2 separate regions of the Homo sapiens genome follow, and region 1 is linked to region 2. The links are chromatin loops, found by intact Hi-C in ENCODE. Cell type or tissue: PC-9. All regions are shown on one strand.

Region 1 (8,000 bases), 91 kb before region 2:
CATGGATACATGGAACTGTGTATCAGAAACCTTGCTGAGTGACAGATGCTAAGCACAAAAGGATTTAGTCCTCTCCTTACCCCTTACAAAGGCGCTGGGGGTTGGGCCTCCTCTGGCAGCTGAATTGAGGAGTGGAATCCTCAGAACTGGGGGCCTGAATCAGGGAGTTCTCATTAGATCTGGAGGAGGAAACTGAGCCAGAAGTTGTTCAGCAAACTGGGCTTCACATTCATAAGAGACCCAGGAAGAGACATGGGATCAGGGTTTGGAACCAGGGAGAGAAGAGAAAACTTTGATCAGGTGAGGATCAAATTGGGAGGCAGGGAGGGTGCTTGGGCTGTCAGATGATGCTCAGGGCTGGCTTTTGAGGGTGGCTGGGCTGGCTAAGCAAAGGACCAGAACTGGGGCAGGAACCAAACCCTTCTAAGTCCTCCTCTGGGCAGGGCAGGGCAGGGCATCCCTTCACTCACCTGGTGAAATGCCTTTTTGTTTGTTTGTATGCTTTTTGAGATGGTGTCTCGGTCTGTCATCCAGAGAGAGTGCAATGGTGAGATCTGGGCTCACTGCAACCTCTACCATCTGGGTTCAAGTGATTCTCCTGCCTCAGCCTCCAGAGTAGCTGGGATCACAGGCGCATGCCACCACACTCAGCTAATTTTTTTTTTTTTTTGAGACGGAGTTTTGCTCTTGTTGCCCAGGCTGGAGTGCAATGGCGCGATCTGCTCACTGCAACCTCCGCCTCCCGGGTTCAAGCAATTCTCCTGCCTCAGCCTTCCTGAATAGCTGGGATTAGAGGCATGTGCCACCGCACCAGAATAATTTTGTATTTTTAGTAGAGACGGGGTTTCTCCATGTTGGTCAGGCTGGTCTCGAACTCCCAGCCTCAGATGATCTGCCCGCCTTGGCCTCCCAAAGTGCTGAGATTACAGGAGTGAGCCACTGCGCCCAGCCAATTTTTGTATTTTTAATAGAGACAGGGTTTCACCATGTTTGCCAGGCTAGTCTCGAACTCCTGACCTGAGGTGAGCCATCTGCCTCACCCTCTCAAAGTGCTGGGATTACAGGCGTGTGCCACTGTGCCTGGCCTGAAATATCTGTTTTGAGACAGGATCTCACTTTGTCACCCAGGCTGGAGTGCAGTGATGCGATCTCGGCTCACTGCAACCTCCACCTCCCGGGTTCACATGATTCTCTTGCCTCAGCCTCCCGAGTAGCTGGGATTACAGGTGCATGCCATCTCACTAACTTTTTATTTTTTATTTTTGTAGAGACGGGGTTTCACCATGTTGGCCAGGCTGGTCTTGAACTCCTGATCTCAAGTGATCTGCCTGCTTCAGCCTCCCAAAGTGCTGGGATTACAGGTATGAGCCACCGCACCTGGCCTAAAAGCTTCTCAGATGATTCTGATCTGCATCCCTTAGGTGCAAGCACTTAAGGTCCTAGCCGTTTGCTTATACGGTGGTTGATGATTTAGAAGGTACAAGGAATGGAGGCCATGGCTGATGTGTCAGTGTGTTTTAGACACGGGAATGTAGTGAACTCTATGCAAATTTTGCAGAATAAAGGCGGGTGGTGTCCTGTGTTTCCCAGTGGTCAGGAAGCAGAGCGTTCTCTAGAACTTAATTGACGCATTTCACCAGGCACCAGGTGGAAAGGTCCAGTACGGGGGATGAAACGTGACATCTTAGGATACTCCCTCCTGTACCATGATGGTGTGATGGTCACAGGCATGGAGAGGGCCCAGAGAGGGTATAGTAGCCTTTAGGACCATTGCTGTCTATCCTTATCCAGTGTACCTATAACTCAAGAACTGATGAATTTGGGAGACAATCTCTAGACCACAGGGCCACCAAAAGTTCCATGGGCCCATGTTTAGGATTTTGAAGGACGCCCAGTGGCATACTGAGTAGTGTCCTCCCCAGTCCCAGCACTGATGCGCAGTTTCCTACTGCCAGGACATTGATGGCTATACTGGTGGAGGAGGAACCTGTGCATTTTTCTTATTTTTTTATTTTTTAGATGGAGTCTCACTCTGTTGCCAGGCTGGAGTGCAGTGGCGCGATCTTGGCTCACTGCAACCTCTGCCTCCCAGGTTCAAGCAATTCTCTTGCCTCAGCCTCCTGAGTAGCTGGGTCTACAGGTGCATGCCACCATGCCCAGCTAATTTTTGTATTTTTAGTAGGGACAGGGTTTCACCATGTTGGTCAGGCTGGTCTCGATCTCTTGACCTCGTGATCTGCCTGCCTTGGCCTCCCAAAGTGCTGGGATTACAGGTGTGAGCCACCGCACCCAGCCGATCCTGTGCATTTTTTTAGCTTTGAGCAGGCTTGGATCTCAGCCAACTGGATGATGGCCTTGCAGAACTGTTTAGACTCACAGCAACAGAGCCGGCATGCCTGCAGAGTTCCCAGGCCACGGTGCTTTGGATGCGGGACTTCTCTGCCATCCCCTGCCATTGTGGTCTTGCTGGCAGGATATCTACCAAACAGTTTAGGCTGCTCAGCTCACAAATACGGGAAGCAAACTCTTTGAAGACTGCGAGGAGGCATGAGCTGAACCAAGTGTGCTCCAAGCACTCCTAGCTGTCAGGTAATGGGGAATGCCCCCCTTGAAGGCCACTTAGATCACTAGCAATGCTGTCTTCTTCACCATGAGGTCACTGACGTTAATCATCCAGTTTTCTTGCTGTGGAGTCACAGGAGAGTAAGTCATTTAGGCTGAAGACTTTTTTGTGTGTCCTTCTCCTGCCAGCTTGAGAAAGCTAGGGACTTCTTTTTTGTTTTTTGAGGCGGACTCTCGCTCTGTCGCCCAGGCTGGAGTGCAGTGGCGTGATCTCAGCTCACTGCAAGCTCTGCCTCCCGGGTTCACGCCATTCTCCTGCCTCAGCCTCCCAAGTAGCTGGGACTACAGGCGCTCGCCACCACGCCCGGCTAATTTTTGTACTTTTAATAGAGACAGGGTTTCACCATGTTAGCCAGGATGGTCTCAATCTCCTGACCTCGTGATCCGCCCGCCTCTGCCTCCCAAAGTGCTGGGATTACAGGCGTGAGCCACTGCTCCCCGGCCAGGCTGGGGACTTCTTGATACAAGCTGGATGAGCTTGCCTTGAGGATATGAGGCTAGGCTGACTTTAGGGAAGTCAGTTTTTGGAAAGAGTTCTCAATCTCTGAAACAAAGCACACAGTGAAGCTGGTAGCAAAGAAATCCATTTTTGTTTGTTTTTTTTTTAGAGACATCGTCTCATTCTGTCACCCGGGCTGGAATACAGTGCTTGATCATAGCTCAGTATAACCCTGAAGTCCTGGGCTCAAGTGATCCTCCTCCTTCAGCCTCCCCAGTAGCTGGGACCACAGGTGTGCACCACCACGTCCAGCTAATTTTTTTATTTCTATAGAAACAGGGTCTCGCTGTGTTGCTCAGGCTGGCCTCAAACTCCTGGGCTCAAGTGATCCTCCCGCCTTGGCCTCCCAAAGTGCTGGGATTACAGGCATGCGCCATTGCACCCGGCGAATCCTAGATTCTAGAATTGCTTGGGGTAAGGGGTCTCCTAATCCAGGAACCCAGACCCTTTGCTCTGCTTGAGAACGCACTGTCTGAACTGAACATAACCCACGTCAGTCCGGCTCACAAAACTACACTTATGGGGATTGGCCTGGAGGTGGCGCCCCTGTTGTTGGTCTAGAAATGCTGGCCAGAGGCTCAGGCCAGTCTGGCAAATGGATAAGAACATCACCCAATGGAAGAGGATGTCACAGCTCAGAAGGCTGGGCTGCACGCTTTATCAGCCCCTGGAAGAGAGCAGGGGCACTGCCCAAGCCTGAAAACATTGCACTTCCTTAAACTGCTCAACACTTATCTTGACATCTGTGGGTTTTTTTGTTTGTTTGTTTTTTGTTTTTAGATATGTCTCACTCTGTCACCCAGGCTGGAATACAGTGGCACGATCTCTGTTCACTGCAACCTCCACCTCCTGGGTTCAATCGATTCTCCTGTCTTGGCCTCCCAAGTAGCTGGGATTACAGGCATCCACCACCATGCCCGGCTAATTTTTGTATTTTTAGTAGAGACGGGGTTTCACCATGTTGGCCAGGCTGGGCTCGAACTCCTGACCTCAAATGATCCACCTGCCTCGGCCTCCCAAAGTGCTGGGATTACAGGCGTGAGCCACCATGCCCAGCCTTGACATCTGTTTTTAACTTCCATTCCCAGGTCCAGAGTGATCTGGGTTTTAAATATTACACCTTGATGTCTTAATAAAACTTCCAAATCCAGCCTTCCCAAAAAATTATTCCATGACACAGCTTAAACACTCTTCTGATCAAAATGTACTGAGTGTTTTTTAGGGCAAAGATACATGTGACATCTTTGGTGGGTTGGTTTGTTTGAGGCAGGATCTCTGTTACCAAGGCTGGAGTGCAGTGGTGCAATCTAGGCTCACTGCAACCTCTGCCTCCTGGGCCCGAACCATCCTCCCACCTCAGCTTCCCAAGCAACTGGGACTACAGGTGCGTGCCTGGCTAATTTTTGTATTTTTTGTAGAGACGGGATTTTACCATATTGCCCAGGCTGGTCTCGACCTCCTGGTCTCAAGTGATCCACCCGCCTTGGCCTCCCAAAGAGTTGGGCTTACAGGCATGAGCCACCACGCCTGGCCACATCTGATATCTTTAATAAAAAGACTCCAAGCAGGGCGGGCCTGAGATGGAAGAATCGCTTGAACCCGGGAGACAGAGGTTGCTGTGAGCCGAGATCGCGCCATTGCAATCTAGCCTGGGTGACAAGAGCAAAACTCTGTCTCAAAAAAAAAAAAAAAAAAAGACTGCAAGCAGGCTAGATTGAAGGGCTGGTCATACTTTCATCACCCCATGTCCCGCAGCCTGGCCAGTTTCACCCCATAGTTATGTTGAGCACCTCCTAGCGGAGGGGTCAGGTAAGTCAGGTAGCTGCAGGTGGTCTGAGAGATTCCATTCATTCATTTCTGGGCCACTGATCTGGCCAAGGGATTCAATCTATGTAAACGGGTTGAGGCATGTCTGCAAGACTGCCTTCTGTTCCTTGCCTCTGTGATCTGGGTCTGCTTTTCTGAACACGAAGGAGTCAGACAATCAGCAAAGCAAGGCGCAGTCCTGGGGAGTGACTGCTATAAGACTACAGTAGCCCTGGCTGAGGTCAGAGCCTATAGAATTTGGTCCAGCCTGGCCATACCTGTTTGTAAGGGCAATCTACTGTATGTACGTGGATGTGTGTTTTCCCAGGACAAGGCAAAGAAGATCCATTCCTTCCAGCCTCAATCTGTATTAGTCAGGGTTCTCCAGGGAGACAGATTCAACAGGAGAGAAAGAGAGAAAGACGAAATGGAGTTTATTTATTAGGGAAATTGGCAAGAAGTCCCAAAACAGGTCGTCTGCAGACTGGAGACCCTGGGAGGCTGGTAGTATGGCTCAATTCAAGTCCCGAAGGCCTCAGAATCAGGGAATCTGATGGTGTAGCTCTCAGTTCAAGGCCAAAGGCCTGAGAAGCCAGGAAGGGTGGAGGAGAGGGGAGAAGTCCTGGAGTTTGAAGGCTGGGGAGCCTGGAGTTGTTGTCCAAGGACAGGAGAGGAAGAATGTGTCCCAGCTCCAGCAGATAGCTTGACATAGTTACCTCTCTGTTTTTGTTCTCTCCGGGACCCTAGGAGATTGGATAAATAATGCTTTACCAGGTTTCTAGATATTCTTTAATCCATTCAAGTTGACACCTAAAGTTAACCACCACACAATCCATAGATCCCAGCCAAGGCAAAAGAAGCTTTACCCCAGGCTGGGTGCATTTGCTTACGCCTATAATCCCAGCACTTTGAGGGGTTGAGGCAGGAGGATCGCTTGAGCCCAGGAGTTCCAGACCAGCCAGGGCACATAGTGAGACCCCGTCTCTATCCAAAAAAAAAAAAAAAATGCTTAGCATGGTGGCAAGTGCCTGTAGTCCCAGCTACCTGGAGGCTGAAGTGGGAGGATCACTTGAGCCCAGGAGGTCAAGGCTACTGTGAGCTGAGATCATGCCACTGCACTCCAGCCTAGGCAACAGAGCAGAGTGAGACCCTGTTTCAAAAAAAAAAAAAAAAAAGGCCAGGCAAGGTAGCTCACCCTAGCACTTTGGAGGCCAAGGCAGGCAGATCACTTGAGGTCAGGAGTTTGAGACCAGCCTGGCCAACATGGTAAAACCCCACCTCTACTAAAAATACAAAAATAGCCCTGCATGGTGGTGGGCAACTGTAATCCCAGCTACTCGGGAGGCAGAGGTTGCAGTGAGCTGAGACCATGCCACTGCATTCCAGCCTGGGCAACAGATCAAGACTCTGTGTCTCAGAAAAAAAAAAGAAAAAAAAAAGAAAAAGAAAAAGAAGCTTTTCCCCAGCCTCTTTTTTTTTAGGAAAAAGAAAATCCTATATGCCTTCAACATCAGCTGGCAAATGTAAACGTATGTTTTATTTACTGTCTTCCCTTCCTCTAACAACAAAAAAAAGGTCATTCATATTATGATCAAGCTACTATAAATTCAGTTTTGAGCAATGCAAATAAATGTTTAATCAAATTCTAAATCTCCTAAGACATCATCAGCTTTATAGCTTCCTGGCTGAGAAAGTGGTATTTGTGAGGGTGAGAAGATAATGAAATGGCTGAAATGACTCAAGGTAGCTTTAGTCAATCAGGAAATCAACATATTTTTGCCCCTATAGTGCTCAGTGAGAATGACCCATTAGGAAGACTAAATGGGGCTTTGAAAAACCAGTGCTTGCTTTACTTCCTACTAGCCAGGCCTGCTCAGGGAGCACCCAGAGCCAAAAGAAGTAACTCAAGTATGATGGAAGCCCAGTTCAGAAAAAAAGATTATGTGTAACTTCCCCCTGGAAACAAAATTTGTTTTCCACTGCCAGGCGAGCCGGGCTGCAAATTCTTGAATGGGATGCCTGCGCTGGGGAGGATCAGAGGAGACTCTGTTTGAGTGACTGTCCTGACAAGCTGGGAAAAAAATGACATGGGGCATGGTTAAAGGCTGGCAGCTGCGTGGTGGCTCACACCTGTAATCCCAGCACTTTGGGAGGCGGAGGCGGGCGGATCACGAGGTCAGGAGATCAAGACCATCCTGGCTAACACGGTGAAACCCCGTCTCTACTAAAAATACAAAAATTAGCTGGGCGTGGTGGCAGCGGCCTGTAATCCCAGCTACTCGGGAGGCTGAGGCGGAGAATGGTGTGAACCCGGGAGGCGGAGCTTGCAGGGAGCCAAGATAACGCCACTGCACTCCAGCCTGGGAAACAGAGGGAGACTCCATCTCAAAAAAAAAAAAAAAAAAAAAAGGAAGTAAAGGCTGGCAGCTGCTTTTGGGGGGGTGTTCCCAGGAGCTTCAGAGGAGTCAAGAATGAAGGAATAAAAATCACCTTAAATATTTGAAGGCATAAAGACTTTACTTTCAAACAAAGCAACACTAGCTTGAAATGTATGATATGCCTCTTCCCAGTTTGTTTTATTCTCCCCATTTTGGTTATTATGATTTTTAAAATCCTTTCATTCTTTTCACTCAGAATGAGGCAAGTAATTGATTTCCTTATGAAGAGGCCAGGCAGTCCATTTTTCATGGCGTTCAGCGTGCACAGCAAATCTAAAACCATTGTCTGGCAAATGCAGCTCGCAGCCGCAATTATTTTTTTCACCAGGTAAGCCGGCTGGCGTATGTTTTTAAAATTTTATTGTTAAGTATTGTCTTTTACTGGTTAAATCAATGATAACATTCTTTACTTTGTGGTTATGTTACTCAAAATGAGGATTTTAAACAATGATAAAAATAAAGCTTGTTAGATCATTTTTAATGGTAATAAATTGGTTCCTGAAGATTTGATTAAAAAGAAAACTAGGTCAATCTAAGCAGAGTCCAAATTAGGTAGAAAGTCCATAGAGAACGGGAAAAAAGGAAGTTGTGGAACCACAGACACAGTAAAAGGAAAAAAATTGGGCAGGTGCGAT
Region 2 (8,000 bases):
CAGGTATCAAACTCTTTGTTTTCCTCTCTCTCTCACCTTTTAGGTCTACATATATTTATGTGTGTTAACCTCATTCTCTCCCAGTACAGACAGGCTATTCCCATGTGGCAGGGAAGATGGCACCAGCAATTTGTATTTATATGTTTCCAAGGTCTGTGACCCAAAGGCAAGGCCCCTACTTCTGCTCCAAATCAGAAGCCCTTGAGGAAGGAATTTGAGTGGCTTATCTTGGATCATATTGTTTCTAACCCTATGGCCAGGGCAGGCAAGGTACTACGATTGATGCCTCCAGCAAAAGTTGGGTAGGAATGGTTTTCTAAGGAAACAGGGACGCTGCAAATATTATAGCATAGTAAATATCTACACTTCCATCCTTTGGTAGCTCAGCACGTGTGTGTACTCACATTTGTTCTCATACATACAATTCAAAAATGGTTCTGCCTAATATAATGCAAAGATTTCACCCACAACTTAAAACTTTTTCAAAAACCTCTTTCCCACAGTTACATCCTGTAATTGTATCTAGACCTAAATCTAGTATTTCTCTGTGTGTATATTAATTTCAGTAGATCTGGGCCGGGCTCGGTGGCTCACACCTGTAATCCCAGCACTTTGGGAGGCCAAGGCGGGCGGATCACGAGGTCAGGAGTTCGAGACCAGTCTGGCCAACATAGTGAAACCCTGTCTCTACTAAAAATACAAAAAATACTAGCCGGGCATGGTGGTGTGTGCCTGTAATCCCAGCTACTGGGGAGGCTGAGGCAGGAGAATTGCTTGAACCCAGGAGGCAGAGGTTGCAGTGAGCCGAGATCGTGCCACTGCACTCCAGTCTGGGTGACAGAACGAGACTCCGTCTCAAAAAAAAAAAAAAAAAAAAAAAATTAAATTCCAGTAGATCTCGAGGTGGCTTATCTTGATCTCACAATCCATGAGCCACATTATGAATTTAACTGCCTATGACACTCATAAACATAGTAGAGGGTGTTCTTTAATAAAACTGGATGCCATTGTTTTTCTGGGAGAATGGCTGTGTTTGAGAGGTGAGAAACATATAAGAAGATTCCCCTTCTGGAGGCCATTCTGTTTTACCTGCCTAGTTCCTGCTGTCTGTTACTGGGGTTGGGTTGCTGGGGACTTCTATAGGATTAAACAATCATATAACCCTATTTGGCAGGTTTGGGGTTTTTTCTGACAGTAGCACTCACTTGTAGATTCCTAGGTTCCCAGCTAGTACTTAATGCCCAGTAACTTGCTTTAGGATCCATGAAGGTGAACACCCTCCACTTCCTCAGTTTATCTGTTTAGTAGGCCAATAGTCCTAGTCCTCAGGTGAAGAGTTTGTGTAGGCTTCTGCCTGCTGGTATCATTAAACAGTGAGCTGCAGAGGCTGATGTAGATCTGTAGCCTGCTGCCAGGCTGCATCACAAGGATCCACTGCTTTATAATAGGAGGAATATGGCCTTTGGGCAGAGGGTGTTCAGTAAAGACCTCTACCCTCAGTTTAGTTCTTTTTCTCCATTCCTTTAAGTCTTACCCCTGTGGTAATTTTCTCCTCCTTTCCCTTATTTGCACTAAATTTAGCAAGTGATAAAGGATTGACTCTGAGCAGTATTGGATTGTTGGCTCTGAATTAGGAAGCTTTTTAAAAGCACTGTGTCATTCTCTTTCTCTTTTCGGGAAATCTGACCCAGACCAAATGATGTCTAAAAAGTATCTATTACAGGACTTTATAGATGGTCCCAAGAACTAACCACCATAGTTCAACATCTTGGCATAAAACTCCATGATCTGAAGGCCAGGCGCAGTGGCTCACGCCTGTAATCCCAGCACTTTGGGAGGCTGAGACGGGTGGATCACTGGAGGTCAGGGGTTCAAGACCAGCCTGACCAACATGGTGAAACCCCGTCTCTACTAAAAATACAAAAATTAGCTGGGCATGGTGGCGGGCGCCTGTAATCCCAGCTACTTGGGAGGCTGAGGCAGGAGAATCGCTTGAACCCAGGAGGCAGAGGTTGCAGTGAGCCGAGATCGCACCACTGCACTCCAGCCTGGGCGACAAGAGCGAAACTCCATCTCAAAAAAAAGAAAAAAAACCTCCATGATCTGAGACCCAAGAGAAAATTGATAGTCTGACCAACTGCTTTGCTACCACACATCCAAAGTGACTTGCTTTCCAGCCTGGGGTGGCAAGATGCTCAGTACCCTCTCTCCATTTTGACTTATTATTTAAGGAGGGCAAAGAGGTGTGTTCTTTCTGTTTAAAACAAAAATCTGTGGAATGTGAGATAATTTTAATTACCATACCTTAAAAATCGGGGCTGGAAATTTGTAGAAATTTCTAGACCTACTTTTGAATTGTATTTTCTTTATTTCCAAAACTGTAGTAGTGTGATATTTTGGAGTCAAAATCTTAAAATATTCTACCAGATTATTTAGAATTTACTGGTTTTGATAGAAATACATCAAACTTGCTTAAAAAGGGAATTTTATTGACATACACTATTGAGAAGTCCAGTGTTGGTGACAGCCTCAGGTGCATTGTTGGATCTAGGGAGCCAAATGAGGTTATCGAGGCTACTTCTGATTTTGCCGTTTCATATTTTTCTGTTTATTTCTTCTTTGTGATGGGCTTATTGTTTGCTGTTATCAACGGTTTTCTCCATGTTGTGGGAATAAAAGTGGCCAACTTCTGATTTACACCCTTCCTGCTCATTAGTACAAAAAGCAAAGACCCCTTCTCCATCTCTGGATTTTAAAAACTGGAAAAGGATGCTGAGAGGATTGAGCCAAAGAGCCAGTCCTGGGACAGTCACTGTGGCCAGCTAGTGGTGTGCTTTGTCTGGCCACGCTGGGTCCTGCTGCTCGCTCCAAAGGGGCAACATACTTGATTTGCAGCCCTGGCAGAATCATATGATTAAAGTGTGGGAGGGCGGTGGTGAGGGAAGTATCTCCCCAAAGGAAAGAAGGGGTATGGAACAGGTAAAATTAACAGATGTTTACAAAATTGTCTTAATTATTTTCCCCAAAATGCATAGCCAGTTTTCCCAATCCTAGTTTTTCTCTATTTACTTAAAATGCCATCTTTATTATATATCATATAGTAAATTATCTGTCTTTTCATTTGCCAGTGCCACAGTGTCTTCATTTTTTTAAAGCTTTAAATTAAAAAGGAAAAATCAGAGCTTATTCAACTATCTGGTCAATGGAAATTTAACAGTGATGCAGTAGTTTTAGAATGTATACAAATTTTTCCAGCCTGGGCAATATGGCGAAACCCCATCTCTGCAGAAAATACAAAAAATTAGTCAGGTGTGCTGGTGCATGCCTGTGGTTCCAGCTACTTGGAAGGCTGAGATGGGAGAATCACCTGAGCCTGGGGGTTGAGGCTGAGGTGAACTGAGATTGTGCCACTGCACTCCAGCCTGAGCAACAGAATGAGACCCTGTCTCAAAAAAAAGAAAAAAAAAATTCAGCCAAAGTGAGATTGATCAGTATGTAAAGCAGAAATTTGCTCCTGTGGAGTTTAGTGTGTCCTTAAAAATTTACTAGGAAAATGTTGAGAGGTCTTTATTAGGTTATAAAAAACTAATTTAGTTGATTGTTTTATATTGATAAGCCTACACAGATAATTATCTAAATTCCCTAGTGGAAAATTCATGACATTTATGTTTATAAGCTCAAAACTATTTGGTATTTAAACAGAATTTCAGTGGAAATCTTTCAAAAACTTAAACCTTTTTATACAGAAATCCATATTGAATATATAAGGCAACACTTTGTTAGTTTGCTTTTTGAGTTATTATTATGTTTGTTACTTGTAAGTTTGTAGCAGCTCTTCCTGTTTTCAAACAGATGAGTTTTTAAACAGATAACCCAGCATGTTTCAATTTTTTGTGGAATAATAGATGACTCACAGTAAAGTTACAACATATTTTCTTTTAAGTAAAAAACTTAAGGAATAATGATACTTGCTTTGCCATTCAAGGGCCTTTTTTTATCTGTTTACTTTGTGGATCTTACACATACACCAGATACGAGTTTTGGTGAAATAAGGTGGTTATAATTATTTACTTATTGTCAGCAATTGCTTTGTGGCCTATTCATTTGACAGTAGGTGATTTCAAATCGGAGAAGTCCAACGGGGAGCTAAGTGAATCTCCTGGAGCTGGAAAAGGAGCATCTGGCTCAACTCGAATCATCACCAGATTGCGGAATCCAGATAGCAAACTTAGTCAGCTGAAGAGCCAGCAGGTGGCAGCCGCTGCACATGAAGCAAATAAATTATTTAAGGAGGGCAAAGAGGTGTGTTCTTTCTGTTTAAAACAAAAATCTGTGGAATGTGAGATAATTTTAATTACCACACCTTAAAAATAGGGGCTGGAAATTTGTAGAAATTTGTAGACCTATTTTTGAATTATATTTTCTCTGTTTCCGAAACTGTAGTAGTTAACAAGACTGAAAGTATTAGGCTTTATAAGCATAGTTGCGTACCCAAATTTCAGTCAAGGCATAAAAATGCTATAAATGGCTGATACACTTTCTTACTACATGAACAGTTTTATTCTACATATAATTCTAAAGAATTAAAGCCTTCTTTACACATATGAGTAGGCTATTTTGGGTTTTATGGTTTATTAAAGAACTGTAGATGATTCACTGCTCAGTTCTAGCTATGATCACTTCAGGTGAACCTGCAGCTAATTAGAGGATGAGGCTTACCCACTGATAGCAGAGTACTGTGGATAGGACAGCATGGCATCCCAGCTCTGATCATGAACAATGGGATCAGAGCTAGGACTCGGTATCTCTGTGCTTCAGCTAGCCGTGGTGACAGGACATGGTCCCAACTTTGTCTCCCATATTCGAGAATTATTTGCAGGGTAGATATGCAAGAATAAAGGACATTCTTAACATTGCAGCAATTGCTTAAAAGCAATGGCTTTCATACTTCTTTTTGACTCTGACCCTCAGTCACATACACATTTTTTCATAGCAGCCCAGTACACATATTCAAAAGCTTTCTGAAATACTATTTTACTTTATGATGTGGGAAGCACTCTGATATTTTCTGTGCTAGCCTATTGCATTACATTTTATTTTTTAAAAAAGCTGAATAAGGCCACTGTTTATCTGATAGTCCACTAAGAGTTGGGATCAACTGTTTGAAAATACTATTTTGAAGTATCCATGGGGTCTTACACTGTAGCTGGAATGATAAAAGGACCCGAAAGGATGTTTTTAGGAATATATTTTTTGGGGGATAGTACATGCGATGCCCTTCTTTTTCCCTTAAGTATATGTTATAAACTTGAAAAAAATGATAGGTGAGTAATTTATATGTATGGTTTCATGGGTATATTTGAAGTATTAATACATGAAAGCAGTGAATAATAGTATCTGACATGTAATAGGTACTTAATATGTGTTAGTTTTCTTTCTGCAGGCATATCTTGGTTGTTTAATTGTAAACAATTAGCTTTACTTTTAACTTAGCTTTTAGACTTCAAAAGTTCTATCATAAGATTTATCTTAACTTACTTTGAATGATTAATTTTAATTATTGAAAGACAGTTGATTAGATGAAATTCACATCTTTGATTGACATAAATAATGCAGTCTTTTTATTTTTTTGGTCAGGTACTGGTAGTTAACTCTCAAGGAGAAATTTCACGGTTGAGCACCAAAAAGGAAGTGATCATGAAAGGAAATATCAACAATTATTTTAAATTGGGTCAAGAAGGGAAGTATCGCGTCTACCACAATCAATACTCCACCAATTCATTTGCTTTGAATAAGCACCAGCACAGAGAAGACCATGATAAGAGAAGGCATCTTGCACATAAGTTCTGTCTGACTCCAGCAGGAGAGTTCAAATGGAACGGTTCTGTCCATGGGTCCAAAGTTCTTACCATATCTACTCTGAGACTGACTATCACCCAATTAGAAAACAACATCCCTTCATCCTTTCTTCATCCCAACTGGGCATCACATAGGTAAAGGAAACTAAGGTTAATTTATTGCTGTAAATATACTAAATGTTTATAAAATGATTGTTGTAGTTGTGCATTTGAAAACGTCATTACCAATGAGTTGAATGAAGTCAATGTGGTCAGCAGACAGGACATTAGAGGCATGAGTGTACTTCTAACTTACTGAACCGACACCACTAACTATTTGGAGGATTTTTAGGAGTCATCGTCTTTATACCTGGAATCAGATGGAGGCCAAAGTTACAACTATTGTGCTTTTAATTTAAGGTCAACCTAGTGAAATAATTTCTCTCATTTCTTCTGAAATACAGGGCAAATTGGATCAAGGCAGTTCAGATGTGTAGCAAACCCAGAGAATTTGCATTGGCTTTAGCCATTTTGGAGTGTGCAGTTAAACCAGTTGTGATGCTACCAATATGGCGAGAATCTTTAGGACATACCAGGTAAATGAATTCTGAGCCTTGTAAATGATGAGTATTGGACTCCCTTTTGAAATACTAGCCTATTAATAATGAAAGTTAATATATTTAAGAGGCCATATTGAAGACTTTACTTTTGGCCTCATTTTCTTCCTATATAAGTTGTAAACATGAATGAATATTATTAGTTCTTTCTTTTTTTTTTGAGACAGAGTCTTGCACTGTTGCCCAGGCTAGCATGCAGTGGTGTAGTCTCGGCTTGCTGTAACCTCTGCCTCCCATATTCAAGCGATTCTCTTGTTTCAGCCTCCCAAGTAGCTAGGATTACAGGCACCCGCCACTGTGCCCAGCTAATTATTTGTATTTTTAGTAGAGACATGGTTTCACTGTGTTGGCTAGGCTGGTCTTGAACTCCTGACCTTGTGATCTGCCCTCCTCGGCCTCCCAAAGTGCCGGGATTACAGGTGTGAGCCACCGCACCCACCATGAATATTAGTTCTTATTTGCCATACAGGATTGTGATGAAGATCAAAAGAGATCTGGTATATGAAAATTTAAAATATTTTCTAAAGTAAATAGCATTTTTATTGACTAGAAAGAGCACTCACATTTTTTAGTATTCTGGAATCTTGTAGGCACTATGCTAGGAATCTGATTTACATCTGTTTTTAAAGTTCATTGTCCAACCAAAGATCATATAGCTCCTGAGTAGACCCAGGGCTGTGCAACTTCAACAGATGATTAAAAAGAAAGAAAATTTTGTGACTTGAATCTACTTTTTAGCCCTGATAGACTTGCTTTGTAACTTTAGTCTTTAAAAAGTTATTATTACAAAACTAAGGTTATGGTAAATAATAGAATATTTAAGGGCATAAAGCAAAAAGTAAGAACCATTTTATCTTCTCTGCCCCAATCTTTTCTACAGAGTCCACTCCAAAGGCATAGCCCTATAGTTTTTAAAATATAAATACAAGCCAGGCACATGGGCTCAACTTCTGTAATCCCAGCACCTAGGGAGACCGAGGTACTAAAAACACAAAAATTAGCTGGGTGTGGTGGCACATGCCTGTAGTCCCAGGTACTCGGGAGGCTGAGGCAGGAGAATCACTTTAACTCAGGAGGCGGAGGTTACAGTGAACCGAGATTGCACCACTGCACTCCAGCCTGGGTGACAGAGCAAGACTTCATCTCAAAAAAAAAAAAAAAAAAAAAAAAGGAATGTAATATATGTTTTTGAGAAAAGTACATTTATGCCTACTAAATGGTTTTCATTTGCTAAAGGTATGGCTCCCAGTTTTCTTTGGTGTTTCCACCACATACATTTTTTTTTTTTTTTTTTTGACACAGGATCTCACTGTCACCCAGGCTGGAGTACAGTGGCGCCATCACAGCTCACTGCAGCCTTGACCTCCCTGGGCTAAGGTTATCCTCTCACCTCAGCCTCCTGAGTAGTTGGGACTACAGACGCATTCCACTATGCCTGGCTAATTTTTGTATTTTTTATAGACACGGGGTCTCATTATGTTGCCCAGGCTGTTCTTGAACTCTGGGCTCAAGCAATCTGCCTGCCTCAGCCTACCGGAGTGCTGGG

Evidence for each region. A loop is a pair of places that touch in the nucleus more often than their neighbours do. Peaks named below come from ENCODE experiments on the same cell type or tissue, not always from the same donor. Only the 100,000 strongest peaks of a DNase experiment are listed, where the experiment ranks them.
Region 1: it touches region 2 in a loop (3-fold over the local background); 5 of 110 quality-filtered maps call a loop at or near these places.

The regions. Positions count from the first base shown.
Region 1 is chr17:67,796,925-67,804,924 of GRCh38, forward strand. No RefSeq gene overlaps it. Among named protein-coding and RNA genes, the nearest start is that of BPTF, 25 kb to the right of the region's middle. In PC-9, CTCF peaks have their summits at 3,676 (motif pointing right) and 3,882; a DNase peak (open chromatin) is centred at 3,687.
Region 2 is chr17:67,887,733-67,895,732 of GRCh38, forward strand. BPTF (bromodomain PHD finger transcription factor) reads left to right here. Exons shown (of 28, transcript NM_182641.4): 5 at 4,112-4,302; 6 at 5,638-5,993; 7 at 6,302-6,433. Among named protein-coding and RNA genes, the nearest start is that of BPTF, 66 kb to the left of the region's middle. In PC-9, CTCF peaks have their summits at 4,256 (motif pointing right) and 4,459; a DNase peak (open chromatin) is centred at 4,199; H3K27ac peaks cover 944 bases.